Linked DNA regions of Homo sapiens: region 2 is linked to region 1. Evidence: read pairs that join two places in POLR2A ChIA-PET (ENCODE). Cell type or tissue: A673. All regions are shown on one strand.

Region 1 (4,000 bases):
TGGGGATTCTCAATCTGAGGTAGGAAGACATGATGAGCCACAAAATTCTTATTACACATTAAAATGAAGATTAAGAATTACTGATAGAATTCAGATTTGAAGGGGCATATGGTGTAAGTTTAGCCCAACCAAAGTGGAAATGTTAACAGAAGGACGTGGCAGGCATCCTACAGAGGCAGCTTATCATGAATGCTGCTCAGCTTACTTTCTCAGAGAATCCAGAAGTCACTACAATAGTTGTTACTAACGGCTGGTCAATGTGCTCCAGGAAAGGCTGCCCACATTTGTCTTTTTGATGGCTTCCAGCCAATCAGCTTACCAAAGAAAAGTTAAACAAAACACACTGCTCTCAGATAGTCTATGTGTGTTTTTTCTACCCTGTCTCTTTCTTTTATAAATTCTCTTTTTGTTATATTTGTTGACAACTGTTTAATGACTGACTCTCTTTTATGTCAGTAACCTTTTGTGTGAATACTAACTAAAGGTTTCTGAGTTATTTGTCAACAGTCCAAATTCATGATATCTCACACTTTTGTAATATTGGGCTGGTGAAAAGTAATTGGGGTTTTTGCATTAAAAGTAATGGTAAAGTAACACTATTTTAAGGTGCATACATGCTGTTTTGTCAAGTAAAATATGCTTATATAAAAACATTAACAAATTGATAGTAATATTTTAATGTGTATTTTCTCAACCAATAGGTAACAATGGGAACAATTACCATATAACTATTCAAGTGTTTAACTAGCCAGTATTTTAAAAAATACCTACTACATCCTCAGCATAGTCACTGAAGAAAACTAGGGATCCAAGAAAATCATACCATTTAAAAATAATTGGTAAGTATGCTATTTAGCATGAAAAATTAGTTTGGACACATTAAATGTTCTAGCAATTTAGAGGAGAGGTTTAGCGGGCAGAATTCGAGGAGGAGCTGGAGTAAGGGGAGTATTGCGGGGTGTATGGTCACTAAGAAAGGAGAGGGCATTTTAGAAAGTCACGGCCGGGCACGGTGGCTCAAGCCTGTAATCCCAGCACTTTGGGAGGCCGAGGTGGGCAGATCATGAGGTCAGGAGGTCGAGACCATCCTGGCTAACATGGTGAAACTCTGTCTCTACTAAAAATACAAAAAATTAGCCGGGCGTGGTGGCAGGTGCCTGTAGTACCAGCTACTTGGGAGGCTGAGGTAGGAAAGTGGTGTGAACCTGGGAGGTGTAGCTTGCAGTGAGCTGAGATCGCTCCACTGCACTGCAGCCTGGGCGACAGAGCGAGACTTGTCTCAAAAAAAAAAAAAAAAAGAAAAAGAAAGTCACAACCACCCCACCAGAGCAAAGCTGCAAATGATGCTAGTAAGGAAGGGTCAAGAAATGTACCTATCAGGAAAAATGGGGTTTGTGTAATTTGAGTGCTGGCCACTCAAAAGCGTGATCCAGGCCGGGTGTGGTGGCTCACGCCTGTAATCTCAGCACTTTGGGAGGTTGAGACCGGTGGATCACGAGGTCAGGAAATTGAGACCATCCTAGCTAATGCGGCGAAACCCCGTCTCTACTAAAAATACAAAAAAAAAAAAAAAAAAAAAAATTAGCCAGTCGTGGTGGCAGGCGCCTGTAGTCTGAGCTACTCGGGAGGCTGAGGCAGGAGAATGGCGTGAACCCTGGAGGTGGAGCTTGCAGTGAGCTGAGATCGCGCCACTGCACTCCAGCCTGGGCGACAGAGCGAGAACACCGTCTCAAAAGAAAAAAAAGTGTGATCCATAGACTTGCAGCATAACCATCACCTGGGAGTTTATGAGAAATAGTATGGCTGGGCGCAGTGGCTGGATGCCTGTAATACCAGCACTTTGGGAGGCCAAGGTGGGCGGATCACTTGGGGTCAGGAGTTTGAGACCAACCTGGCCAACATCGTGAAACCCCATCTCTACTAAAAATACAAAAATTAGCTAGGCTTGGTGGTGTACGCCTGTAAAACCAGTTACTCGGGAGGCTGAGGCAGGAGAATCACTTGAACCCAGGAGGCAAAGGTTGCAGTGAGCCGAGATCACACCACTGCACTCCAGCCAGGACGACAGAGCAAGATTCCATCCACCACCCGCCTCCCCTCTAAAAGAAATAGTGACTCTCAGGTTCTACCATAGTCCTACTGAATTAAAACTTCCACATCAACAAGATTTCTCAGGTGATTCTTATGTGCCTTAAAGCTTGAGAAACATTGGTAGGTGATTGGTTTCCCAAATACTGGTCACCACACCAGGACCATTTGGCTAAATAAGAATGTCTGGAGAGCTTGTTAAAAAGAGGCTTCGGCACCCATCACTAGAGATTTTAATTCAATTGGTCTGAAATCCAGGAATATTAACAAGATCCCCCAGGTGATTGTGATGCATCATTGCCCTAGGCCTAGGACAATCTAGCCCAACTTTGACTTGATCTAGTTCTAGATAAATGATTCTCAACCTTGACTGCACATGAGAATAGCTTGGAGAGCTTTTAAAAGCTATTGATAGCTGGGTCTCACTCTGAGATATTCTGATTTACTTGCCCTGTTGTAGAGCTCAGGACTCTATATTAATTTTTCAAGCTTCCTAGGAGTCTTTAGTGTGCAATTAAGGATTGAGAAATACTAGTCCTTGTAAAACAGTTAAATGGTTTAGGTGGGAACAACTGAAGACCTTGGAATTTTTTCTCTAAACAGGTGTAGGGTAAACCCCCTGAGTACCTTTTGATTCAAGAAGCCAAAAAGAGACCCAGAGCCAGCAAACGAGACATGGGGTTGTACTGGGCACTTATATACAGGGAAGAGAGAATCCAGTGGTGGTGGGCTGGACAAGATATCTGCATGGCCCTGTGGCAGTGAGCTGGCCAGGAAAACCAAAACTGCTTGCAAACAGCATGTGGTTTATATAGCATTTTTACTTAACACCATCATCCCTTAATGACCTGCACCTGGCAACCTTCATGTGCTCCAAATGGGCCCGTGTGTGGCCCATGTTCCCATGGGATGCTCCGAGGGCTCAGATGTTCCTAATAGACAAGGAATGAATCTCTGGGTTGGCCACTCCCGGATTCCTTAGCTCAGAACGCACACGCAGGTGCGTCTGCCATATGGGAGCATTTTCAGGGTATGCTTATGTCATTGCTATCAGGGTGTTTACCATACACATGGCGTAAAAGGTGGATTCAAAGGAGAGAGTTAAGAAGTGTGGGAACCACCTATGATAAGGCAGTCAAGAGCTGTGCGAATAGAATGTAAAATACAAGGGATTATAAACAGAATTAATGACGAAAATATGAGTGATGGGGAGTTCATTAAAAATCTTTAATCAGGAAGATGGGAAAGAAATAACATGCTTAATAGGGAAAAATAGCGAAGGTTGCTGTTTTAAAGAAGGGTGAGATCTTAACAAAAGGTAAAGTCAGAGAAGAGACTGAAAATAGAAAACAAAACAAACTTCCAACTTTTAATACATGGAAACTATAGCAAAATTCAACAAATTTTCCTTGACTGGTGGGAATATTTGTTAAAAGATGGGTTAAAAACCCACATCTGGGAACAGTCTTTGACTTTGTCAAAACAATAATTCCCATCACTTTAATTAAGCAACACCTGACCCTACTGGGCTATTGTATTAAAAGTCACACCTAACAAACAAAATGGGCCAAAACAAGTAGTATTCCTTTGTTTTGAGGAATGATCTTTGGAGTCCTGTAAATAGTGTGTCTGGGGTGAGTGAAGGGTCAGTACACTTAATCTTGCCTTATTAAAGGTTATTTGGTCTTTTCAGTCTAGAATAGCTTCTTTGGGGGAAACAGTTAATTCAAAGTTCAACCTTCCTGAAAGGCTGTTTCTCTCCTCTATCAAAGGCCTCTTGAAAGGAAAATGGATATGCTGTGGTCAAGAATAGGCCAAGATAAACATCCAGTACAGCATGATGAGTGGGATTGGAGCACAGGTGCACAGTCCCATGCATTATGTAACCTGTTTGTTAAGCTCATACTTGGCT
Region 2 (4,000 bases), 990 kb after region 1:
AGGGGTAAATCCTGGGCCCAGGCTCCTGGGTGAATTATTTTATCCTCCCCTATGCGCTTTGTCAGCCAAGTGAATGTAGAAAAGCAAGCAAAACTCCAGAACCCCACAACGATTCACGCCACGCTTCGGTGGCACAACTCTTTTCTTCCCCTTTTAGATTAGTACTGTGCAGGGAAGGCTGCACCTGCTACCTTCAGACACCGGGGATCTGGCTAGGACCCTCTTCCTCTACCCCTACTCTCTCCTCCCGTCCCCACCCTCTCCCAGATGCACCCCAATCCAGCCTCTCAACCCTGTCGCTGTTTGCAAACTCGAGGGATGTTTAGTGCAATTGCCTTTAAATAAGCAATTCACGTAAGAGGTATTTATTGCAGAGGGTTTCAGGTCTGGGAGGGGGTAAGGAGTTAGTTAATGAAGGATTAGAGGCAAAGCTGGGAAAGAACGAGTAGACAGGCCAGTTTCTTTCTTTCTTTTTAAAATCTATTATTCTGGAAAACCCTTGTTCGAAAAGAGTAAAGAATTGCTATTTGGGCAACAATATGGCTCCTTCAGAACTGGTCGAGAATTTCTGTGGTCTTTGCTTGACCTTCAAGTTGGGAGTTTCAAATCAGAGGCTTTGAAGTCTGGAGGAGTTCGCAGCCATTAATCCTTCCGGGGTTGTGCTAAAGGCGTTTCTAGAAAGAGATCGGAAAGACCCGTTCAGCACAGGCCCATTGCATCTTCTCTTTGAAAACGCTTGTCTGAATCAAGTATCTTATACAGACCCGAGACTGAGGGGAGCAAGAGCGCAGGTCCGGCTGTGGCGAGGTGTCCACCACCGTACTTGTGGTCAATGCCTGGACTAGAGAGCCGAGGCCGTCCAGGGCGGGCTGGCCAGGGAACCAGAAGCGTCCCTGGACTGGCTGAGTGAGGGTGCCCTTTCCAGCAACCCAGTGGCCATGGTTAAAAGGCAGAATACAACCGTCAAAGAAGTCCCCAGCTCCCACATAAGAGAGCGCAAAGGCCAATGGAACCAAGGCCTCCTCGCGAGAACTAGCTCGCTTTGAGGACAAGATCCTGGGGATGGAGGTGGGGACTGACGTAGTGAGAGGGTCTGGAGGAACAGTCGTAGCTGAAGGTCAGGACATGAAGAATTGCACGTATGGTAGGGATAGAATGGCAGGTACAACTTTTCTGTACTGAAGGAACTGGGAGAGGACGATCCGGTTAGGGAGGTTGGGGAACTAATCTCAACGCTGCGTTTACAGATGAAGCCGCTTTTATATGGCGTATATGTTTGCTTAGAGGGGCCGACGGAGATTAGGAGAAGCCATCCTTTGGCGCCAATGATCAAAGCGTCTGCCAAGGAGAAGAAGCCAAGGGATGGGCCTTTCAGAGAGGGCAAGGAGTCATGCTGCTCTGGATGCCAGTGTCAGGACAAGAAATCGAAAGGAGCGAGGACTCTTCACTGCGTGCCTCAGTCTCCCCGCTTCTGCCTCTTTCACCTCTGTCCTACTTCCGGCGCGAAAGCAGGCCACTCGCTCTGATCTAGACCTAGTTAACATTAGCTTTTCCCTTCCTTCCCTCAAATCCCCTCCCCCCTCTATCCCCGTCCCTTCTGCCGCCTGAAAGGGTTAATCTCTCCTGCGGGTAAAAACAGGTCCGCGGAGTCTCTAACTGGCGACAGATGGGCCACTTTCTTCTGGCCACAAAGGGGCCGGAATGGAGCGCTCCGCGGCATACAAATGGGCAGGTCACGTGGTTCCAGGCTCTTGGCTGGACCGGGAAGACCATATGGCGCATGCCGGGGAGGAAGGAGGAGGGGCGGGGGTAGGGGTGGAGGGTGAGGGGAGCGGTTGTCGGAGGAGGGCGGGAGACGAGCAAGGCGTGGGGAGAAGTGGGGAGGAGGGGAGAACGGGGAGCGCACAGCCTGGACGCGTGCGCAGGCGTCAGGCGCATAGACCTGCTAGCCCCTCAGCTAGCGGCCCCGCCCGCGCTTAGCATCACTAACTGGGCTATATAACCTGAGCGCCCGCGCGGCCACGACACGAGGAATTCGCCCACGCAGGAGGCGCGGCGTCCGGAGGCCCCAGGGTTATGAGACTATCACTGCTCAGGACCTACTAACAACAAAGGTAATTACAGTTCTTTCATTTTTTTGCCCCAGAATAGAAGCAATAACTGAAGACTGATGAACCTACATATTCTGTATGTGTGCGTTTGCGAGAGTGTGTATGTGTATTGAGACCAGCATCCCCCTCCATAATTGCCCATAAGTACTCACACATAATGAGTCGTGTCACTCAAGTACCCCCTGCAGGCTTTCTAATTTAAATTTTAAAAATTTGGGTTTCTTTTGTGGATAGCATAGGAGCTTCTTGGATTTTTTAAAAGAATGCACGGTAACTATGATTATCTGCTAGTGCTGATTTTAAAGTCCCAAAAGCAATAATGACTTCACTTTCTCACTTCTTACAGTAAGAAAAAAAAATCTATGTTATCAATATATATTTTGTGTGCATGTATTTTACGCACATTGGGAGTGTCAAGCTGTGTTTTCAGTGAATGAAAGGGACATGGATACCTTGAGTATTCACACCATGGAAAATAAATCAGGTTCAGAGATAGTTTAGTTGAGAGGGGGGAAAGTGGAGAAAGGGAGAGGGACTCACTCCTGCTACCTGTTACCGCTCCAGAGGCGGCCAAGTCCCCAGCAGCCACTACTGGAGCCAGAAATTCAGTTGTTTTACTAAAGGCTTTTTATTTTCCTTACTAGAAGCGGCAACTTCGCGGTTGCCAATCGCTGACCATTATAATTACTCAATCTTTTAAAGGGAGGTTTGAGGCGAACTTTGAAAAGCCCCAATAAAGAGCGGGCGGCCCTTTCAATGGGCTGTTTATTAGAGAGGAGCCTTCCGCACCTGATCCCCGGCGCGTGGGAGAGCGCTCTGCGCCGCGCCCCCAGCCCTCGCCCTGCAGCTAGCGCTTTTGTACAAGGTGGAAATTTAGCGGTGGGCCAGAGATGGAAGGCAAGAAAAGAAAGGCGAGGGAGGGGTGGAAGACCCTGTCCACTTTTGTTGCCAAATGTTACATTGATGGTGAAACAATTTGGTGGAAACTATTTTTCCTCCTTTCTGCATTTGCTTTTCAGTATCCCGTCGATGTAATCTTCTTAAAAATCGCTGCCAGTATTAGTAAATTACGCAATGGCTGTTCAACTTAAATCGCTAAGTATCTGGAAGCCAGGACAGAAATGGAAGTAGAATGTGTGATTTTACAGCTTTTTTTTTTTTTTATGGAGTTGTGAGTAACTTTGAACACATTTGGATAAACATGAAGTCGCTGAAATGTACAGTCATTTCCACACACATTATCCTGTCGGGCAACCACCATAAACACATTTAAGTTAATCACTAGGATACAAACACATATGCGTGAGTGGTGTACACATATACATATTCACTACCCTCCCCCAGTCCTGTCCTCACTCCTACGTACTAGCGGGGCACACGCACGCGCCATTATAAAACACTGCATTTAACTTTTTCTCAGAGGCATTCATTTTGTAATGGGCAGGTACTTTTCGCAAGCATTTGTACAGGTTTAGGGAGTGGAAGCTGAAGGCGTATCTGGCTTTTGAATATAGCGTTTTTCTGCTTTTCTTTCTGTTTGCCTCTCCCTTGTTGAATGTAGGAAATCGAAACATGACCAAATCGTACAGCGAGAGTGGGCTGATGGGCGAGCCTCAGCCCCAAGGTCCTCCAAGCTGGACAGACGAGTGTCTCAGTTCTCAGGACGAGGAGCACGAGGCAGACAAGAAGGAGGACGACCTCGAAACCATGAACGCAGAGGAGGACTCACTGAGGAACGGGGGAGAGGAGGAGGACGAAGATGAGGACCTGGAAGAGGAGGAAGAAGAGGAAGAGGAGGATGACGATCAAAAGCCCAAGAGACGCGGCCCCAAAAAGAAGAAGATGACTAAGGCTCGCCTGGAGCGTTTTAAATTGAGACGCATGAAGGC

Evidence for each region. Peaks named below come from ENCODE experiments on the same cell type or tissue, not always from the same donor. Only the 100,000 strongest peaks of a DNase experiment are listed, where the experiment ranks them.
Region 2: POLR2A ChIA-PET joins it to region 1 with 8 read pairs; 2 of 35 experiments call an interaction of 5 or more read pairs at or near these places.

Annotation. Positions count from the first base shown.
Region 1 is chr2:182,668,920-182,672,919 of GRCh38, reverse strand. It overlaps LOC101929976 (a long non-coding RNA gene), which reads left to right. Exons shown (of 7, transcript XR_427200.3): 5 at 1-19; 6 at 702-839. It also overlaps a transcript of PDE1A not described here. Among named protein-coding and RNA genes, the nearest start is that of DNAJC10, 45 kb to the left of the region's middle. In A673, no CTCF peak of the experiment used is centred here; no DNase peak of the experiment used is centred here.
Region 2 is chr2:181,678,544-181,682,543 of GRCh38, reverse strand. NEUROD1 (neuronal differentiation 1) reads left to right here and starts at 2,027. Exons shown (of 2, transcript NM_002500.5): 1 at 2,027-2,114; 2 at 3,673-4,000. The coding sequence starts at 3,684. RefSeq lists an enhancer at 801-1,377. In A673, no CTCF peak of the experiment used is centred here; no DNase peak of the experiment used is centred here; H3K4me3 peaks cover 525 bases; H3K27me3 peaks cover 4,000 bases.